Regions from separate parts of the Homo sapiens genome. Here region 1 is linked to region 2. A link is a contact called in ENCODE Hi-C data. All regions are on one chromosome and are shown on one strand. The core of a region is the stretch at or near the end of the contact, and the rest is flanking DNA. Distances in the headings are between cores, read along the strand shown.

Region 1 (2,777 bases), core at 91-2,590, 400 kb before region 2:
CATTTTGGCGACAGCGGAAGGATCAGATCGGACTGGGAGCTTGGAGGCCCGGGGCTCTGGAGGAGGTGGTGTCTGTGGAGGGAGGTTCGGTGCTGGCCTTTTTTTTTTTTTTTTGTAAAGAATCCATATTTTTCCATCACCTCCCGCGCCCATGGCAATTCTCCATGACAGGTGCTCCCCAGCACCCGTCCTATTCTCCCGCTGAAGACAAGAAGCCCGGAGCTCCCGGAGCTGAAGCCGACCAGCCCGCGCCATCTGGGGCCAGAGCCTGTGCCCGGGACGCTGAGCGGCCCCCACTTACCCCACCAGCCGCGAACGTGCCCCGGGATGCTGAGCACCCTCCCCAGCGCCGAGGCTGGAGTCTGCACCCGGGACTCCAACCACCCCTCATTCCACCCGCCTGGAGCCTCGGCAGGGGCACAGGCCACCCCCCACCCTTCACTCCAGGCAACAGGGAGCCCGCGGCGGTCACCCCCTACCCCAGCCCTCAGCTCACGCCCGGGCGCCCACTGGCCCGCACCACCCCAGCCCGCGCCCGCGCCAGTCCCGCCGGTCACCAGCTCGGGCCCCAGACACGACCCGAGAAACGTCCGCGGCCGCGGCGAGCCCCCTCCGGGCATCCCATCCCTCACTTCGCTTCTCTTTCCAGAAGGCGCCTGACGAGCCCGTTTCCCGGGAAAGCGGAAGCTCCAGCTGCTCCTCCGAGCCCAGGCTGGGCTCCTGCCTGAAGAGCTCCTCTCCGGGCTCGGCCGCCGCCTCCCCCCTTGTCCCGGGCTGAGGCACGGGGAGGGCGCTCCGCAGACACCCCGGCAGCGCCGCCCGCCCTCCGCGACCTGCGGCTGCCTCCTGAGCGCGCATCTCGGCCGGGAAGCCGCTGGCTGGGCTCCGACCGCCGGGCAGGGACGGGCCGCGCCACCCGGGGCCTGGAGCCCGGGCCCTGCCGGGGAGTCAGGGAAGGGAGGCTCGGGCCGGGGCGTCCGACCCCGAAGTGCTCGAGCGCCCGGAACCCGGGTGGACCCTCTCGCCCGCCCAGCGCAGCGTTGGACCGGCCGGGACTCGGGGGACCATGCGCCCGGCGCTCGTAACTCCGCGCCGACTCCGGGAGGCCCGCGGGGCGCCTGCCGGGGCCGGAGGAGGGGGTCCGGGGCCCAGAGGGCCGTGCCGGGGCCGGGGCCGCGCGGTACTCACTGCAGTAGGCGATGAGCAGGCTGGCCAGGATCATGAACGCCCAGAAAGTTGAGGACATGCTGGGCAGGGCGGTCGCATCTTGCCGGCTGCCGGTCCTGGGCGATGGCGCCATTGAAGCCGCGGCGCCCGCGCGGGGGGCAGCAGCGCGTCTCAGCAGCCGGCCCTGCCCGCGCCCCCGCGCCGGCCTCCACGTGCGGGCCCCGCGCGCGCCATCCTCCGCCGCCGCCGCCGCCGCGCCCGGGCCCCGGCCCACCGCGCCCCGCGCCGCGCCCGCGCCGCCCGCGCTCGCGCCCGCGCCCGCCGACCCCGCGCCGGCCCGCCAGGGGGACGCCGGCCCCGCTCTGGGCGTCACTGCGCGCCCCGGCTACGCGCGCCCCGGCATCCGCGAGAGAGGCGCGCGCCCGCCACCGCTGGGGGCTCCAGCCGCCCGCCGACCCGGGCCTGGCAGAGGGGACGCGGCGCCCAAGCCGCTCCTCCGGATGGCGACAGAGACGGCCTGACGCGCCCGCAGCCTGGGCCCCCCACGGGGAGGACGGCCGGGCCAGGTGAAGTTCGCGCACTTGGGCCTTCCGCGCCCCCATCCACCGCAGCCAGGGCCTGGAAGGCTGGGGAGGGGGCGGGGGCGGCAGACGCCTCCTAAGGTGGGTTCTGGGACTTGGATCCGGAGTTTATTCCAAGGAGAGGGTGCTCTGGGCCTGTTCCCTAGGTGTGCCCTGTTACCCAAAATCGGGCTTGTGCAGTGGGGTCCCTGAGTCCACTGGGAGCACAGCCTCAGACCCCAGCAGAGTCACCCTTCATCGGAAGCCCACCACCCTGAGGGCTCCTCCTCCACCTGGGGCGGCACTGCCAGGCACAGGCACGCACTTTCCCTCAGTCCTCTGCCCCACGATCACTCTACTCGGGCACCTCTGCCACTGCCTGGTCCTTGCTGAGCCATCTCCTGGTTCATCTCCCTGGAGTCCCTGCAGGACCGGCTCTCAGTGGCGTCTCCGGGCTCCCAGTCCCAGGACTGGTCCTATCCAGGTGGGTTTTCTGAGCAGGATGACAATGATCGCAATCTATTTTACCTGCATAGTCAACGATCATCTGCAAGACAGGTTCACTCCTATAACAAGCAAAGGATGGGGGGAAAATGAGCCTTGTAAGGACACAAGGACACTTTCCCCATCTCCAACCCTCCTAGTCATGTCCCCTCTGCACCTCCCTCTACAGCCCAGGAGATACGCTCCCCAGTCCAGGATGTCCAGATGGCCCTGCTGCCTGGAGAGGCTCTGGCCCCTGCCGGTAGCTGCCACAGCACCACCCCAAGCTCTGCCTTCCTGCAGGTTCGTGCACACGACTAATAGAACCCCTCCTCTGGAACTCACAAGATATTCTCCATCCTGCATAGGGCTGGGGGCTTGAGCACCCCAGGAGATTCTTTTGGCGCTGGAGACCCTTTTCTGAGGAGCCAGTAGAGGGCCTGCAAGTCAGATTGAGCAACCAGGGAGAAGAAGCATCATCCCTTCATCTTGAGGCCTGGTCCAGGGAGGTGAAGGGATGTGGACTGTCCCCAGCCGTACACTCACCCACAACTCATGCATGCAAGC
Region 2 (2,700 bases), core at 127-2,626:
GGCTCCCCAAAATAGAAGAGGGGTAGGAAAACCGATCTTACCCAGGCAGGCCCAGTCAATCCCCCAGGAAGGAAACCTCCAACGCAGAACAGTGGGAGCAGCTGGAGAAACAGGCCTCGTGAGATCTCAGGACGGGGCTGGGACTGAGGCAGAAAACCAGGAGGGTGCAGGCAGGTGCATGGGGAGGGAGGGGGGCCTTTTGGTTTTGCAGGATGTGCTGTGTCACACTTGAGAAGGTGGCAATGTAACTTCACTGCTGTGATCAGGGACCTGTGAATCCCGAATATCTGAGACAGGTCTCAGTTAATTTAGAAAGTTTATTTTGCCAAGGTTGAGGACGCGCCCATGACACAGCCTCAGGAGGCCCTGATGACATGTGCCCAAGGTGGCCAGGGCACAGTTTGGTTTTATACATTTCAGGGAGAAATGAGACATTGATCAGCATATGCAAGATGAACATTAGTTCAGCTTGGAAAGGCAGGACAACTCGAGGCGAAAGCGGGACAAATGGAAGTGGGGAGGGGGCTTCCAGGTCACAGGTAGACAAGAGACGAATGGTTGCATTCTTTTGAGTTTCTGATCAGCCTCTGCAAATGAGGCAATAAGATGTGCATTCATCTCAGTGAGCAGGGTGGGGGGCTTTAAATAGAGTGGGAGGCAGGTTTGCCCTGAGCAGTTCCCAGCTTGACTTTTCCCTTTAGCTTAGTGATTTTGGTGGGGCGGGGAGGGGCCAAGATTTATTTTCCTTTCCTAGAGGGCAAACCTGCTTTCTCTCTCATCCCCACCAGCTGGGATCAAGTCCATGTATTCCATACAACCCAAAGGCCCTTGTCCACTTTATGCTGCCTCTTTCTGCCCTTTGGGAGCAGTGGGAGGCACACCCCAGCCCCTTCTCCCTGCGTCCTGTGCGAGTCTCCTGGCTTAGCTGACTTTCGCTTTCTTATAGCCTGCCCAAGGAGGCATGGAACAGAGACCCTGGGGAAGATCGGGTCCACAGTCTACCAGTGAAAGGACTGAGCCCAGAGAGATAAAAAGACTAGGCCTGGGTCTTAGCAGTGAAGCTGCAGCCCCATTCTAGGTCTCCATAAGCATACAAGTGGACAAACAGAAGCCTGCTGCTGCGTGGGTGCAGAGAAAAATCCCAGTGCTCACAGGCACTGAGCATTTACCGTGTCTGTGCTTAGCAGCCCCAAGGGGGAGGCCATTCTCATTCTTCTTTTACAAAAGAGGAAACTGAGGCAGGAGAGGTGCCGTGCCTTGCCCTGGGCCTGGGGTGTGACCCGGAACGGGCTCTGGCTGGCGTCCTGCTGCTGGCACCACCGGCCGGGGAAGGACTGAGTCATCCTGGCCCTGTGGGAGTGGGAGGACGAACGGCTTGCTGTTCCAGCTTCTGACATGTGATAAAACAAAACAAAACAAACCCGAGCCCTTAGATTATCTGATTTGTGGTTTAATTATGTGTCTTCGGAGATGATTTAGGGGCTTAGGAAGGAGGCGGCAGCCCAGGCTCTCCTGGCTGTCCTCAGCCTGGCCCCGTCCTCCCGCTGAGAGCCGCAAGCCCAGCATGCTCAGCTTCCCTTCAAGAGGGGACCGTGCTCAGGACCCTGCAGAAAGCAGGTTCCAACTCTGACCCTGAAAGGGTCCCGGACACAGCTGTGTAGTGGCCTTGGCATTCCTGGACACAGCCATGTAGCAGCCACGGTGAGCTTAGGGCAAGAGGCCACGAGAGTCAGCCTTGCAGTCAGGTGACCTCAGCCTTGCTGGCCATCTTGGAGGCTTGTGATGGGACAGATTAGTAACAGAGGACAGTTCCTGGGACAGGAAGGAGGGTGGGAGACCTGCTGGGTGTCTAACGAGGAGTCCAGGCCCAGAAAGCTGGCCTCTTGGCAAGAGATTCCACTCCCTGGGACGGAGACGCTGGGAGGGCAGAATTTGTGGGGCTCAGATGCTCTCAGGATATGCGGGGGGCACCACCTGCTCAGTGAGCCTCTAGGTGTGCACACTCTCCCCACCCCGCCTGCCTCCCACCCCTGCTGCCCTCCCATCCCTCCTCCCTGCCTCTGCACCCGGTTCCCCCATCCATGCACACTCTTCTCTCTGACTGCGGCACCAGCCCCTCATCCTTAGTTGCTGGCTCCATGCAGCCCTCAAAACCCACGTCAGCCTGGCTGCTCCAGGATGCCTTTCCCCAGGCCCTCTGCCAGGCCTGCTGTGCCTGTCTCTGGGCCCCCATTCCCCCTGCAGGTGGGAGTTAAGCAATTTCCAGCAATCCTAGGAGTGGGAGGGAAAGGGATTGTCTCCCAGGCCCAGATGCTGGGGACAGCAGTCTGGTGGTAAGAGCCGGAGTCCCACAGCCAGATGACAGCTCCTCAGACATCTGGCGGAGACCCAGGGTGGCTCCTGCAGGGAGGAAAGAGACAGAGCAGGGCAAGTTGGGCCCCAGCCATGCCGCCCTTGAGGAGACAAGGCCTGGAAGGAGATGAGGCCTGGAAGGAGACCATGCCAGACTTGTCTCTCTGGGCCTGGCTCATTTCACTTGGCATAACGGCCTCCAGGTCCGTCCATGTTGTTGTAAATAGCAGGACTTCCTTCTTTATGGCTGAATAATGTTCCATTGGGTATACATCACATTACAGTACGCAGTCTTCCATAGACACACATGGAGATTGTTTCTGGATCTTGGCCCTTGTGAGCAGTGCT

What was found. Hi-C counts contacts between places; a loop is a spot of excess contacts on that map. Pooled maps may share reads with other maps.
Region 1: a map with no recorded cell type shows a loop between it and region 2 (2.7-fold over the local background). The contact joins the promoter of TAFA5 here to the enhancer-like site in region 2. A Hi-C loop is called at or near these places in 2 of 168 maps with a recorded cell type or tissue (OCI-LY7 and Ramos), 4 of 37 single-sample maps with no recorded cell type and 3 of 50 pooled maps.

The regions. Positions count from the first base shown.
Region 1 is chr22:48,488,116-48,490,892 of GRCh38, reverse strand. TAFA5 (TAFA chemokine like family member 5) reads right to left here and starts at 1,340. Exons shown (of 4, transcript NM_001082967.3): 1 at 1,189-1,340. The coding sequence starts at 1,300.
Region 2 is chr22:48,088,935-48,091,634 of GRCh38, reverse strand. No RefSeq gene overlaps it. Among named protein-coding and RNA genes, the nearest start is that of MIR3201, 180 kb to the left of the region's middle. RefSeq lists enhancers at 1,022-1,271, 1,302-1,381. Within about 2 kb of position 1,376, at least 6 of the 41 ENCODE cell types and tissues checked have a DNase peak (open chromatin) inside an H3K27ac peak, as active enhancers do; they include OCI-LY7, where a contact is called at or near this core.